2 separate regions of the Homo sapiens genome follow, and region 1 is linked to region 2. The links are chromatin contacts, found by Hi-C or POLR2A ChIA-PET in ENCODE. All regions are on one chromosome and are shown on one strand. Each heading gives the region's core, a stretch centred on a gene start or an enhancer-like site at or near the end of the contact. The rest is flanking DNA. Distances are from core to core; before and after follow the strand shown. Region 1 holds the start of CCDC107 (coiled-coil domain containing 107). Region 2 holds the start of SMU1 (SMU1 DNA replication regulator and spliceosomal factor).

Region 1 (7,428 bases), core at 4,075-6,574, 2.6 Mb after region 2:
TGCCCAGGCTGGAGAGAAGTGGCGTGCCTGGCCATAAAGCATTTTTTTAAATGATCCACTTGAAAAATAAAACTTTGTTCCAGGCATGGTGGCTCATGCCTGCAATTCCAGCACGTTGGGAGGGTGAGGCAAGAGGATCGCTTGAGCCCAGGAGTTCAAGAACAGCTTGGGCAACATGGCAAAACCCCGTCTTTACCAAAAATACAAAAAATTAGCCAGGTGTGATGGTGCACGCCTGTGGTCCCAGCTACTCGAGAGGCTGAGGTGGGAGGATTGCTTGAGCCTAGGAGGTAGAGGTTTCAGTGAGCCAAGATCAAGCCTCTGCACTCCAGCCTGGGCAACAGAGTGAGACCCTGCCCCCCACCCCCAAAAAAAGAAAGAAAACAAGAAAAATTTGGGTCTGGGCATGGTGGCTCACGCCTGTAATCCCAGCACTTTGGGATGCTGAGGTGGGTGGATCACCTGAGGTCAGGAGTTTGAGAGCAGCCTGGTCAACATGGTGAAACCTCGTCTCTACTAAAAATACAAAAATTAGCCGGGCATGGTGGCAGGTACCTGTAATCCCAGCTACTCTGGAGGCTGAGGCACAAGAATTGCTTAAACCCAGGAGGTGGAGGCTGCAGTGAGCCAAGATCACTCCACTGCACTGCAGCCTGGGCGACAGAGCAAGACTCCATCTCAAAAAAAAAAAAAAAAAGAAAGAAAGAAAAATTTGGGCCAGGTGTGATGGCTCACACCTGTAATCACAGCACTTTGAGAGGCTGAGGTGGGAGGATAGCTTGGGCCCAAGAGTTTGAGACCAGCCTAACCAACATAGTGAGATTCCCATCTCTGCAAAAAATTAAAAAATTAGCGAGGCATGGGGGCATGTGTGCCTGTAGTCACAGCTACTTAAGAGGCTGAAGTGGGAAGATTGCTTGAGCCTGGGAGATAGAGGCAGCAGTAAGCCATGATTGTGCCACTGCACCACTCCAGCCTGGGCAACAGAGTGAGAGCTTGTCTCAAAAAAAAAAAAAAAAAAAGACAGAAAAGAAAGAAAAATGTTTTTTAAATGATCCGGAACAGGCAAGGTGGCTCACACTTGTAATCCCAGTACTTTGGGAGGCTGAGGCAGGCAGATTCCTTGAGGCCAGAAGTTCAAGACCAGCCTGGGCAATACCCTGGTCTCTACAAAAAACAAACAAACAAACAAACAAAAAACAACAACAAAAAAACACACAAATTAGCTGGGCATGGTGGTGTGCACCTGCAGTCCCAGGTACTCAGGAGGCTGATCCAAGAAATTTGGGGCTGCAGTGAGCCATGGTCTCACCACTGCACTCCTGACTGGGCAGCAGAGGGAGACCCTGTCTCTCTCTCTCTCTCTCACACACACACACACACACACACACACACACACACACACACAAAGACCACTTGGTGTCAAATATGCTAAGTATGCCACTGATTCCTTGTCAACAGTTAAAAATTGGGAGATTTCAAATTTTTAAAATTCTAATTTGTTGATTCCTTCAAAAAAAGATCTGGCAATAGTGCCCTGAGTTCTCTAAAGGCAATAATCAGTTGGGGACCACTTATCATTATTATATCTGGCCTGAACCCCTTATTTACACCGACTGTGCCAACTGGCTTAGATTCAAGATTTCTATTACCCTGCTTTGCGTACCCAGGCTGTCACTGGGTCATCAGCTAGACCACTGGTCCCCAGCCGTTTTGGCACCAGGGACAGGTTTTGTGGGAGACAATTTTTCCATGCACAGGAGTATGGGAGGAGGGGATGGTTTTGGGATAAAACTGTTCCACCTCAGATCATCAGGTATTGTGGTTTTTTTGTTCTGTTTTGTTTTTTTGACAGGGTCTCGCTCTGTCACCCAGGCTGGAGTGCAGTGGTGCAATCTTGGCTCACTGCAACCTCGCCTCCTGGGTTCAAGCAATTCTTATGCCTCAGCCTCCCAAGTAGCTAGGATTACAGGCATGCGCCACCATGCGCAGCTAATTTTTGTATTTTTATTAGAGACTTTTTTTTTTTTTTAACCATATTGTCCAGGCTGGTCTTGAACTCCTGGCCTCAAGAGATCCACCCACCTTGGCTTCCCAAAGTGCTGGGATTACAGGCATCAGCCACTGCACCTGGCCTAGATTTTCATAAGGAGCCCACAACATCACGTGCATGCACAATTCACAATAGGGTTCGTGGCCCTATGAGAATCTAACACTGCACTGATCTGACAGGAGACAGAGCTCAGGCGGTAATGCCAGGATGGAGAGTGGCTGTATATACAGATGAAGCTTCCCTCGCTACTCCGCCGCTCACCCTTGCTCCTCCGCTGCTCACCTCCTGCTGTGCGGCCCAGTTCCTAACAGGCCATGGACCAATAGTGTTGGGGACCCTTGAACTACACTATGATAACTCCCCTTGGTGAGGGTTTCTCCCTGTCCTGCCCTTCCTCCTCCTTTCAGGAAAAACAAGAAGACACACCCATATTTCATTTATTTATTTATTTATTTATTTATTTATTTATTTATTTAGAGATGGAGTCTTGCTCTGACACTGAGGCTGGAGTGCAGTGGCGCGATCTCTGTTCACTGCAACCTCCGCCTCCCAGGTTGAAGCTATTCTTATGCCTCGGCCTCCTGAATAGCTGGGATTACAGGTGCTGGCCACCACACCTGGTTAATTTTTGTTTTTGTTTTGTTTTTCTGAGGCGGTGTCTCACTCGTTTGCCCAGGCTGGAGTGCAGTGGCACGATTTCGGCTTACTGCAACCTCCACCTCCCAGGTTCCCGTGATTCTCCTGTCTCAGCCTCCCAAATAGCTGGGACTGCAGGCGCCCGCCACCACACCCGGCTAATTTTTCTATTTTTAATAGAGACGAGATTTAGCCATGTTGGCCAGGCTGGTCTCAAACTCTTGACCTCAGGTGATCCTCCTGCCTCGGCCTCCCAAAGTGCTGGGATTAGAGGCATAAGCCACCGATCTTGGCTTCATTCATTTATTTAACACACATGATGTACTGATTGCCTGTTTGTATGCCAGGCTCTGGAGATAAAAATGTGATGAATGGAAATGGTTTCATGTCAGGGAGCTCTTGATCTAACTAGACAGATGACCCAGTGTATCCCAATTAAGAGACCATGGAAGGCTCTGTGGAACAGAAGGAATACCTGCCTGCCTGGTGAAGTCATGGAAGACAAGGATGGGGAAAGGCTGTTCGACAGAAGGTATAGAGACAGGCAAAAAACTGGTGAAATCACCACCCTGCCTCTTACCTGATTAGTAGCATACTTAACCTTGCTGAATTGCAGTTGCCTCATTCTTTGAAAGAGCTTAACTATATTACCCTTTTGGGTCATTTTAACCATTCATTAATTTCATTCAACAACGATTCATTGAGTGCCTGCTATCGCCAGGCGCCACGTGCTGTGCTAGGCTCTGGGAGTAAAATGGTAAAGAAAAAAGAGAGGTGGCTCCTGCCCTTGTGGAATTTAGGACCAGCCTAGCTCAAGGGTCTCCAACACCCGGCCACAGGCCAGCACCAGCCTGTGGCCTGTTAGGCTCCGGGCCACATAGCAGGATGTGGGCAGTGGGGCCAGCAATCATTACCGCCTGAGCTCCGCCTCCTGTCAGATGAGCACGGCATTAGATTCTCATAGGAGCGCGAACCATATTGTGAACTGTGCATGGGAGGGATCTAGGTTGCACGCTCCTCGTGAGAATCTAATGCTTGACGATCTGAAGTGGAACAGTTTCATCCGGAAACCATCCCTCCACCCCGCTTCGTCCATGGAAAAATTGTCTTCCACGAAACCGGTCCCTGATGCCAAAAAGGTTGGGGACTGCTTGTCTAGTGGTATTGAAGAAAGTGAAATAGCGGCACTAAAGAATAAATTAGAAGTTGAATTAAGGGTTCCGAATGATGGGAACACACTTGAGCTGAGAACTGAAGGTCGTGTAGAACCCAGTATGCAGAAAGGGAATGCAGCGGCATGTCAGGGAGAGTCAGTGTAATTTCAACTGTCTGGCTTACAGTAGTAGCTGCTCAAGTTAAAAAATCACTAGAGTCCGTCGGGGTGGCACGTGCCTGTAATGTCAACTACCCGGGAGGCTGAAGCGGGAGGATCCCAGGAGTTTAAGACCAGCCTGGGCAAGAGAGCGACCCGCCGTTCCAAAAAAAAAAAAATCACTAATAAGTAGGCACGGTTCTAACTTGAGTGATCCCATTTAATCATCATAGCTCTTGAAGTAAGTGCTTATCTTCATTCCTCAGAGTGGAAAGGAAGGCACGGAGAGAGAACTAAGTTTCACAAGGTCACCGCTCTTGAGTACAGGAGGCAGGATTCTAGCCCAAGCAGAGTCCATATGTTGTGTACCAGCTACACAGTGAATGGTGGCTACTATGGCGTTTGCCAAAGGGAGAGGGAGGTAGAAGAGGAGGCTGTTTCAGGAATGCTCCATATTTGGAGTAATGAGCACAAGGACTTCATAGCAAGGCCAAGAACAGCGTAAAGCTGCCCGCGCATGAAAAGCAGCCGCGTTGACCGGGCGCGGTGTCACGCCTGTAATCCCAGCACTTTGGGAGGGCGAGGTGGACTGATCGCTTGACACCAGGCGTTCGAGACCAGCCTGGGCAACAGGTGAAAATCCGTCTCTACAAAAAATACAAAAATTAGCCAGGCATGATGGCGTGCGCCTGCGGTCCCAACTACTTGGGAGCCTGAGGTGAGGCATCGCGTGAGCCCGGGGAGGTCGAGGCTGCAGTGAGCCGTGGTCTCGGGAACAAAAAACAGCCGCGCTGAGAATGAGCCCCGTGTGGTTGGTGCGCGGACACGCACTGCCTGCGTAACTAGAGGGAGCTGACGGATGACGCCCCCGCGCCACGCCGCTCAGCGGGATACGCTTCTTGGCGGACTTTGGAGTGGGAAGCGGGGAATGTCTACGTGCGTATGCACGTGGCACTCTCTGCCCGAGGTCCGGGGACTTTCCCCTAGGCGGAAAGGGGAGGAACAGAGTCCTCAGTGTGTAGCCTAGGATACAGGCCTTCAGCACGAACCACGTCCTCAGCTTCACAGAGTAGTATTTTATAGCCCTAAAGAAATTGTGTTTTATGATTAGGGTGAGAAAGTTGGTGGCGTGAGATTAAAAAAACCGTTTTCGGGCATAACTTTCTAAGACTATAGGCTTTCAGAGGCATTGTGGCTAGCAGAATAGCTAATAGACACGAAATGAACAAATACAGGAAAGCTAGAATGACACTATCTTATGCAAATATGGTCTGGCCCCGCCCTACGGGGAGTGGGCGTGGCCTCCCCGGAGCCGGCCGGCCTGCTCGCGTGCGCGTGCGCGTTGGGGCGGCCGGCCAATGCCGGACCGCTTCGGCACCGCCCGCCCGATCCCTCCACCCGTGGGCCGGCAATGGCGGGCGCAGTTTCGCTCTTGGGTGTGGTGGGGCTGCTGCTTGTGTCTGCGCTGTCCGGGGTCCTAGGAGACCGCGCCAATCCCGACCTCCGGGCACACCCAGGTACCAGCTAGGGCTGCTGGAGGAGGGCTGGGACTGCGCACGGGTCCCAGGCCCCAGCTCGGCTGACTCGCCTGTATCCTCCCTCCGCAGGGAACGCAGCCCACCCCGGCTCTGGAGCCACGGAACCCCGGCGGCGACCACCGCTCAAGGATCAACGCGAGCGGACCCGGGCCGGGTCGCTGCCTCTGGGGGCGCTGTACACCGCGGCCGTCGCGGCTTTTGTGCTGTACAAGTGTTTGCAGGTACGGGGCGGCCGGGGGTAGGGGTGCCCCTGCAGGTGCGGGACCGCCGGGCGTGGGGATCCCCTGAGCCCGAATCTCCCATGGGGGTGCCAGGGTACCAAGAACAAGACACAGCTTCCCTGTCTGTAAAATAAAGACAGTAGTCCGTTGGCCTTCCAATATTATGAGGTTATTTTGAGGATCCAGGGAGGTAACGGATGTGAAGAGCGTGTGGTGAACTGTAAATAATGACTATCACATTTAGTTCTCCTACAATCCAGTGAGGAGTAGTCACTTGCTCGAGGTCACCCAGCGCTGGCAACTGCTGGAGCTGGGATTTGAACCCAGCTAGCAGTGTCCATGCTACAAGAGTGGGGCCAGCCTTGGCACAGGAGGTTGATTGCTGCAGCCAGTGTTTCTAGAGTTCCAGATATGAAGTGGTCTCATGTTCTCCTTGGGAGGAGGCCCTGAAATGTAAGTTGACAGTACATTTTGAAAAACAGTACCTTCCAGGGCTGTGTCTTTAGCCGTGACCCTATTACGTACTTGCATTATAAAATAGAACCGATGGAACCAGTTTAGATATATGAAACTAGAAGAGATAGCTAATAATGACCCCAGGTAGATGTGACAGGCTAGGATGAATGACTGAATTTAATGATGAACTTTGAGAAGGATAGACTAGTAAATTCTGTTCTTGGACCTGAGTACAGTCTGGGAGAAACATAATGTAGCAGGAGGTCTTATGAAAGAGAGTTAGGCATTCCAGTTGACTGAGTTCACTGTGGGATGTGACAAGCCACTTCCCAAATCAGTGCTGGGAACATGGCACTGTGCTTCACCTGCCAATCAGAATGCCCCTGGAGAATTGTATTCTCCTCAGGGCATTGCTTTAAGAGCACTACGTGTTCAGGAAACAACCAGAGAAAACCACCGTCAATGAGCACTGACTGTAAAGACTGACGTTAATAAACCAGAAAAAACTCAGGAAAGTGGGTGAGGGTGTGACCATTGCCTTCAAATTCCTGAGGGGCTGTCACCTTGAGGAGACATTATTTTGGAAGGCTCCAGTAAGCACTATGGAAAGAAGATACATAAAGGACAAATTTTGGCTTTGTGCATGAACTGTCTAACAACCAAAGTTTTTGTTTTTTTCGAGATGGAGTCTCGCTCTGTCACCCAGGCTGGAGTGCAGCGGCGCAATCTCGGCTCACTGCAACCTCTGGCTCCCAGGTTCAAGCGATTCTCCTGCCTCAGCCTCTCAAGTAACTGGGATTACAGGCACCTGCCACCACGCCCGGCTAATTTTTGTATTTTTAATAGAGACAGGGTTTCACCGTGTTGGCCAGGCTGGTCTCAAACTCCTGACCTCAGGTGATCCACCCACCTTGGCTTCCCGAAGTGCTGGGATTACAGGTGTGAGCCACAGCACTCAGCCACCAGAGCTTTTTTCAAACCGGAGGGAGTTGCTCATTCCTGGAGGTGTTTCAGCAAACTGACCATGTGTGGGACATAGGACGTCGCTTCATATGCTGGGTGAGGAGCTAGATAGACTAGGATTGTGATTCTCTGAGGTAAAAACCCAATCACTGTCTCCATCTCAAATTGCACTCTCTCTTGGCTGGCTCTGGAGACTGAGGTGATGGAGCAGAACCTTGTTGCTTCAGTACTGCCCTTTCCTTCTTCCAC
Region 2 (7,417 bases), core at 4,581-7,080:
GTAGAAGGATGGTTGTCAGAGGCTGGGAAGGGTGGAGGTGGCGGGGGTAAGAAGGAAAGTGGGGATGGTTAATAGATACAAAAAATATAAAGAATAAATAAGAAATAGTATTTGATAGCACAACAGGGTGACTATAGCCAATAATAATTATACATTTTAAAATAACTGAAAGAATTGAATTGTTTGTAACACAAAGGATACATGCTTGAGGTGATGGATACTCCATTTACCCTCATTATGCACTGCATGCCTATATCAAAATATCTCATGTACCCCATAAATATATACACCTACTATGTACCCATAAAAAATTTTTTTTAATCCTTTTTCCTCCTATTTTGACAAACCTCTAGTAAAAGGCTGGGGGGGTGGGCAGGAAGAATGAAACCATACAGATAATAAGGTTTAGGAAGAATGAAACTATACAGATAATAACGTTTTGGAAGAATAAAAGACTATCATCATGCTCTACTGGTAAGCATAATCCGCGAAGAAACAAAAGCTTCTAGGGACTAAAAAGGCTAGAAGGAAACTACAATTGTTAGGGGCAAGACACACAAATGATCAGTGAACATACCAGCAGTCAGGCAGCACTTCGGGGAGGGCTAATGTGGAAATGACATCAGAATAAAATGTTCTGCTTTTTTTACTAACCAACACGCAATCCTCTAAACTGAGGTGTATAGAAGACTCAAATAATCAGAAAACTGAACAAAATTATTCTCTTTAACATACGCAAATTTCAGCCAACATATATAAACAGAGAAGCATCATTCTCAAAAATTAAATCAAAATCACAAAGAGTATACAATAAAATGGTAAAAAAAAAAAAAAAAGATCATGTTATTTCATTTCCAAAGTTAACAAAAAGTTCCTTTTCATTACCACAGTCATACCTCACGAGGATCAAAGTAAGACCTGGCCAAAAGGTTCTCCAGATGAATATATCGCTCTGGCTGTGTTTGTTTTAACATGATCATGGGATCAGTCTGTCTCAAAAGTGACCTGGCAGCACCCAATTCACGGAGCTCTATCAATTCCAGAACAACCTGGACAATTAAAAAAAAACAAAAAAAACCCCAGATGTTTCAACACACCGTCTTATTAATATTTTTCGGTAAAATATCTAACACAGATATGGCCTGTCAAAGGATTTCCAATACCAGGAAGTGCCCCTTTCCATTTTCACTAGCAATTTCAGGTGGACTTGGTGGGCTTGGTGGCTCATGCCTATAATCCTAACACTGTGGGAGGCCAAGATGGGCGGATCACTTGAGGTCAGCAGTTCGAAACCAGCCTGGCCAACGTGGTGAAACAGACTCTCTACTAAAAATACAAAAAAAATTAGCTGGGTGTGGTGGTATATGCCTGTAATTCCAGCTACTTGGGAGGCTGAGGCAGGAGAATTGCTTGAACCCGAGAGGCGGAGAGTGCAGTGAGCCAAGCTCATGCTACTGTACTCTGGCCTGGGCGACAGAGCGAGATCTGTCTCAATAAATAAATAAATAATAATTTCAATCCTTCAAACTCTATCCTTCATTTTTATCTACCAATCTCCCCTCCTCTCAGGCTTCTTGCTCAGAATGTAGATGCCAAAGAAAGCTAAAGATGGGAATATACCCATGGGCTCCAGAGAAACCTTTCTCCAGTTACCAAAATTTTCTTTGGGAATTATTGAACTCATACGGATTGTAAAGAAACAAACTGCCCAGACACGGCAGCTCACACCTGTAATCCCAGCATTTGGGAGGCTGAGGCAGGTGGATCACTTGAGGTCAGGAGTTGGAGACCAGCCTGGCCAATGTGGTGAAACCCCGTCTCTACTAAACACAAAACTTAGCTGGGCGTGGTGATGCACGCCTGTAATCCCAGCTACTCGGGAGGCTGAGGCAGGAGAATCGCTTGAACCCCGGAGATGGAGGTTGCAGTGAGCAGAGATCGCACCACTGCACTCCAGCCTGGGTAACACAGTGAGACTCTGTCTCAAAAAAAAAACAAAAAAAAAAACCCGTAAACAAAAACCAAAAACCAATTTCACTACTTTTACTTCAAATTACAATCTTATTTCCAGAAAGTCTACTCTGCTGTTTTATAATCACAAATTTGTCTGATCTTTGTCCTAGGTTCTTGGCTTGGAGCTTCTTGGAATTTGACCAGTGATAGGGGTATCTTTGTTACTCCTGGGCCCCTTGAATCACACCTGGGTTTGTGCAAAGGAAATGGCTCAGGATAGGTAGGAGCTAGTTATCAGAAAGACTAACTATGTGATTAGAAAGTTGAGGCTCTCTCGTGCCTGTAATCCCAGCCCTTTGGAAAGTCAAGGCTGGCGAACTGCTTGAGCCCAGGAGTTTGAGACCACCCTGGGTATTATGGTGAGATCCTGTCTCTACAGAAAAATGCAAAAATTAGGCAGGCGTGGTGGTGCGTGCCTGTGTTCCTAGCTACTCAGGAGGCTGAGGCAGGAGGAAGGATTGATCCTGGAAATGGAGGATGCAGCAAGCTGTGATCTTGCCACTGCACTCCAGAGTGGGTAACAGAACAAGATCCAGTCTCAAAAAAAGGAAAGAATTTTAATTTGGGAAATCCTGGATTTTCCAAGAAGGGAGAAAAAATACAATGTCAAGCCTTGCCATTGTTGTATGGGCTGATGCAGCCCTACCGTGCTTGAAGGAATGCTCACTGACGCTTTTTAGTTGGGGAGCTGGCCCACAACGAACCAACCCATGGGGATCAGCATCACCACCACTCTTACCTGTTCATAGAGGTCAATGAGGGTTTTGTCTGGCAATTTCAGAGACTGTATAGCCTGCAACACAGTATCCCAATGGCCACTGTTAATGTCAGCCACAAAACTCTCAATGCTGTCCACAGTATTCAGAGACACAGTAGTCTCCTCCTGCAAGGTGGCTAACGCCCGATGTAAACTGTTCTCCTTCAAGTACTGCATAATAAGGCGGATCACACTGAAAGAAAACAAATCGTTCAGCTCAGGGATTCTCACTCACCAGAGGTCAAAAATAAAGCCTATCAAGCTCCTACTCAATCATCTTCCTTTCACTACTATTTCTTTATCATGTGAGTAAAATTTTCCAAAATCACAGAATCTAAATTATAAGGGGACCCCCCCTAACCATAGAGACAGAACTGGGGTTCAAGGAAAGGAAATCATTTGCCTAATGTCTCAGTCAGCTAGAAAGGGAGTTGGTGTCAAGGTGACTATCTTATTTCCTAATCCAGAGCCTAGTTTCCTATTCATTCTTGTAATTATATTGTAGCACACTTCACTGAAATACTTTAAATGACTAGACTAGTTATTTATACAAAATAATCTAAATGAGGTTGGGCATGCTGGCTCATGACTGTAATCTCAGTAATTTGGGAGGCTGAGGCAGGAGGATTGGCTGGAAACCAGGAGGTTTGAGACCAGATCAGGCAGCTGTGAGACCCCATCTCTACAAATTTTTTTTTAAATTAGCCAAACATGGTGGCATGTGCCTGTAGTCCCAGCTACTTGGGATGTTGATGTGGGAGGATCCCTTGAGCCCATGAGTTCAAGACCAGCATGGGCAACATAAGAAGACCCCTTCTCTACACACACACACACACAAAAAAAAAAATTAGCTAGGCATGATAGTGTGTGCTTGTGGTCCCAGCTACCTGGGAAGCTGGGGTGGGAGGATTGCTTGTATCCATAAGGTTGAGGCTGCAGTGAGCCGTGATCATGCCACTGCACTCTAGCCTGGGAAAGAGAGCAAGACCTTGTCTCAAAAAAATAAATAAAATAAAACCTATGAGGTAAGTTTACTTTTATCCCCAATTTACAGATGAGGATTTGATCAGATAATAGAGATAATAAGTGGAAAAATCAGGACTCAAACTGGCAGTGTGGCTCTAGAGCATGTATTCCTGAGGAGAAAGCAAACATCCTCTTTTTTTTTTTTTTTTTTGAGAAATGGTCACTTGCATCGCTCAGGCTGGACAGAATAGTGGCGTGATTGTGGCTGACTGCAGCCTGGGCCTCCTGGGATCAGGTGATCCTCTCACCTCAGCCTCCCGAGTAGCTGAGACCACAGGCATGCACCACCACACTGGCTAATTGTTGTATTTTTTGTAGAGACGTGGTTTTGCCATGTTGACCATGCTGGTCTCAAACTTCTGGGCTCAAGTGATCCATCCACCTCAGCTTCCCAAAGTGTTGAGATGACAGGTGTGAGCCACCGCACCTGGCCCCTCTTCTTAAAAACAACTATAGGCCGGCCGCGGTGGCTCACGCCTGTAATCTCACCACTTTGGAAGGCCGAGGCGGGCAGATCACAAGGTCAGGAGATCGAGACCATCCTGGCTAACACGGTGAAACCCCGTCTCTACTAAAAATACAAAAAAATTAGCCGGGCATGGTGGTGGGCGCCTGTAGTCCCAGCTACTCGGGAGGCTGAGGCAGGAGAATGGCGTGAACGTGGGAGGCGGTGCTTGCAGTGAGCGGAGATCGCGCCACTGCATTCCAGCCTGGGTGACAGAGTGAGACTCCGTCTCAAAAAAAAAAAAGGGAACTGATTGCTGCTACCTGCAGTAGTCTTTTTCTCTCATGGCCCCTTTATGAGGTATGCAGGTATCCAGACTTAGACCCCTGTTATTCTGCTATGATACTATCTTCCTTAGCACATGTCCGTTGACTTCCATTTTACACTCCCAAAATAAGTCATCTCTCTCCTCAAACAGCTCACATTTGACATAGCCAAAATCAAATTCCCTACCTTCAAACAGAAATGAATACATAAAGAGCTAGAAGCTTTGAAGATAGTCTGGGATTTGAATCAAAGTTATGTGACCTTGGACAAGTAGGTTAACATCATTTCAGTATTTGCTGAATGCATAAACCTCCCTTCCTCCTATGAAAAGTCTCCAAAAAAGGTCCTCTCCCTCCCTTACACTCAGACACAATTTTTATGTCTGTTAATTTAATTATTATTAAGTGTTGGCAAGGACAGGTGGAGGATGGAGTTCTGGAAAAGCACACTAAGGTCTTCTTTAGTCACTAATTCTCATCCCCTATTCCTTGAAAATTTTTCTTTCTAGCCCAGTCTCCAGTCTGTCTCTCCCCAGACAACCCAAAATTCCGTGCCAGATCGGGCCTGATAGTTGTTCATTCATTCCAAAAGCTAGTTGTTCATTCATTCCAAAAGCAATTAACTCTTCCTCTAAGGTATGCTAGACACTGAGACCACAAGGAAAAGGAGCTCCTAGGCACCGACAAAGGCTAGTTTGGGGTGAGGTTATCAAACAGTGACAATACTGAGTGATAAACGCTAGGCAGAGAAAAGCAAAGGGGCCGTATAAGCAGAGACAACGAATCACATTGCATAAGCTGGACAGGGAGAGAAGCAAGGCTTAAAGAGACCTATCCCCTTGCGCAGATAATTAGACTGGAGTCCAGAGTGGATCCTTAATTTGGTCAATCACAGCGCGCCAGCAGTCGGCCAAGGACAGAACTTAGGTCTGCAAGGTGTGTTTTCCCCACCCGTGCCACCTCCCTCGAGGTTTTGGGCTTCACGTCTGAGAGCTGCTACTTTCCTGTGGGCCCACCTCCGAGGTAGCGAGATCCAAGATGCTTCTTTGGGGGCAAGGAAATGGCCCTCCACTCCCTGGCCTCTCGGATGCCTTCTCCCGAGTACCCTCCGCCCCACACCCTTAACCTCCAGGCCCCCGGCAAGGCGCGAACATCCCCACCGCAGGACTCACTCCGAAGATTCGATTTCGATCGACATAGCCGTATCTCTCCGGGAGCAGGCCCCAGCTCTCCCTCAAGGCCAGTCGCGCAACACACCAACGACACCTCCGGCGGACACCTAACGTCACTTCCGCTTGGGTCGGCGTCTGGCTCCCGCTCTGGAGATAGAGTGAACGAAGAGTAGGGGCGAGGTTCGCGTAGGGGCGGAGCCCTCAGGGGCTGTCAGAGGGCGGAGTTTATGCCCCTGCCCCAGAGAAATACGCATCAGGAGGAAGACTGTTTAAAAGCAGGCCGGAGCCGGGTGCGGTGGCTCACGCTTGTAATCCCAACACTTTGGAAGGCCGAGGCGGGCGATCACCTGAGGTCGTGAGTTCGAGACCAGCCTGACCAACATGGAGAAACCCCCGTCTCTACTAAAAATACAAAATTAGCCGGGCGTAGTGGCGCATGCCTGTAATCCCTACTCGGGAGCCTGAGGCAGGAGAATCGCTTGAACCCAGGAGGCGGAGGTTGCGGTGAGCCGAGATCGCGCCATTGCACCCCAGCATGGAAAACAAGAGCGCAACTCCGTCTCAAAAAAAAAAAAAAAAAAAAAAGAAAGATAGAAAAGAAAAAGAAAAAAAGCACCGGGCGCCATACAGCTCACAAATGTACTGAAAAAGAAAAGCGCTGGGGCGGAGCGCGGTGGCTCGCGCCTGTACTCCCAGCGCGCGAGTTCGAGACCAGCCTGGGCAACATGGTGAAGCCCCGTCTCTACTAAAAATACAAAAAATTAGCCGGGCGTGGTGGCGGGGGCGCCTGTAATCTCAGCTACTCGGGAGTCTGTGGCAGGAGAATCGTTTCACCTCTGGAGGTGGATGCGGTGAGCCGAGATCACACCATTGCACTCCAGCCTGGGCAAGGAGAGCAAAATTCCGTCTCAAAAGAAGAAAAGAAAAGTAGTGGTGATAAGATTGTAGTAAGAAAAGCAAAGAAAAGAAAGAAGAAAAGAAAGAAAAGAAAAGAAAGAAAAGAAAGAGCACTGGTTTGGAAAGATTGCTTTTTTTTTGAGACGGAATCTCGCACTGTCGCCCGGGCTGAAGAGCACAATGGCGCGATCTCGGCTCACTGCAAACTCTGCCTCCCGGGTTCAGGAGATTCTCTTGCCTCAGCCTCCGGAGTAGCTGGGATTACAGGTTTCTTGCCATCACGCCAGGCTAATTTTTTGTATTTTTAGTAGAGATGGGATTTCACTATGTTGGTCAGGCTGTTCTCGAACTCCTGACCTCGTGATCCGCCCGCCTCGGTCTCCCAAAGTGCTGGGATTACAGGCGTGAGTCACTGCGCCCAGCCAATGTTGCTTTCGTTTGATGTAATTAGTTGATTAGATTTAAGATGAGGCTGAATATGCAATACCTGATGGGATATTAATACATTCAAAACCAACATAACACTAGCCAAAATTTATAGGAAGAGTTAATTGAGGATTTTGGTTGGTTGGTTGGTTTTGCGTTTTTTTGAATCAAGGACTCGCTTTGTTGCCCATGCTGGAGTGCAGTGTCTCGATCGTGGCACACTGCAGCCTCGACCCCTCCAGCTCAAGCAATCCTCCCACCTCAGCCACCCAAAGTGCTGGGATTACTGGCATGAGCCACCACGCCCTGTCACGGGACTTTAGGTCAAACACATTATTACATTTGTAGTGACAAA

Evidence for each region. Hi-C counts contacts between places; a loop is a spot of excess contacts on that map. ChIA-PET counts read pairs that join two places held with the same protein, here RNA polymerase II (POLR2A). Pooled maps may share reads with other maps.
Region 1: a pooled map shows a loop between it and region 2 (2.2-fold over the local background). The contact joins the promoter of CCDC107 here to the promoter of SMU1 in region 2. A Hi-C loop is called at or near these places in 1 of 50 pooled maps. POLR2A ChIA-PET finds 5 or more read pairs at or near these places in 2 of 52 experiments (A673 and activated CD4-positive, alpha-beta T cell).

Annotation. Positions count from the first base shown.
Region 1 is chr9:35,652,968-35,660,395 of GRCh38, forward strand. CCDC107 (coiled-coil domain containing 107) reads left to right here and starts at 5,325. Exons shown (of 5, transcript NM_174923.3): 1 at 5,325-5,518; 2 at 5,609-5,760. The coding sequence starts at 5,413. ARHGEF39 (Rho guanine nucleotide exchange factor 39) reads right to left here. Exons shown (of 9, transcript NM_032818.3): 9 at 6,376-7,428. It also overlaps RMRP. RefSeq lists enhancers at 4,089-4,597, 4,598-5,105 and a silencer at 5,188-5,447.
Region 2 is chr9:33,070,844-33,078,260 of GRCh38, forward strand. It overlaps SMU1 (SMU1 DNA replication regulator and spliceosomal factor), which reads right to left and starts at 5,831. Exons shown (of 12, transcript NM_018225.3): 1 at 5,740-5,831; 2 at 2,753-2,963; 3 at 897-1,049. The coding sequence starts at 5,765. RefSeq lists enhancers at 5,693-5,842, 6,013-6,212.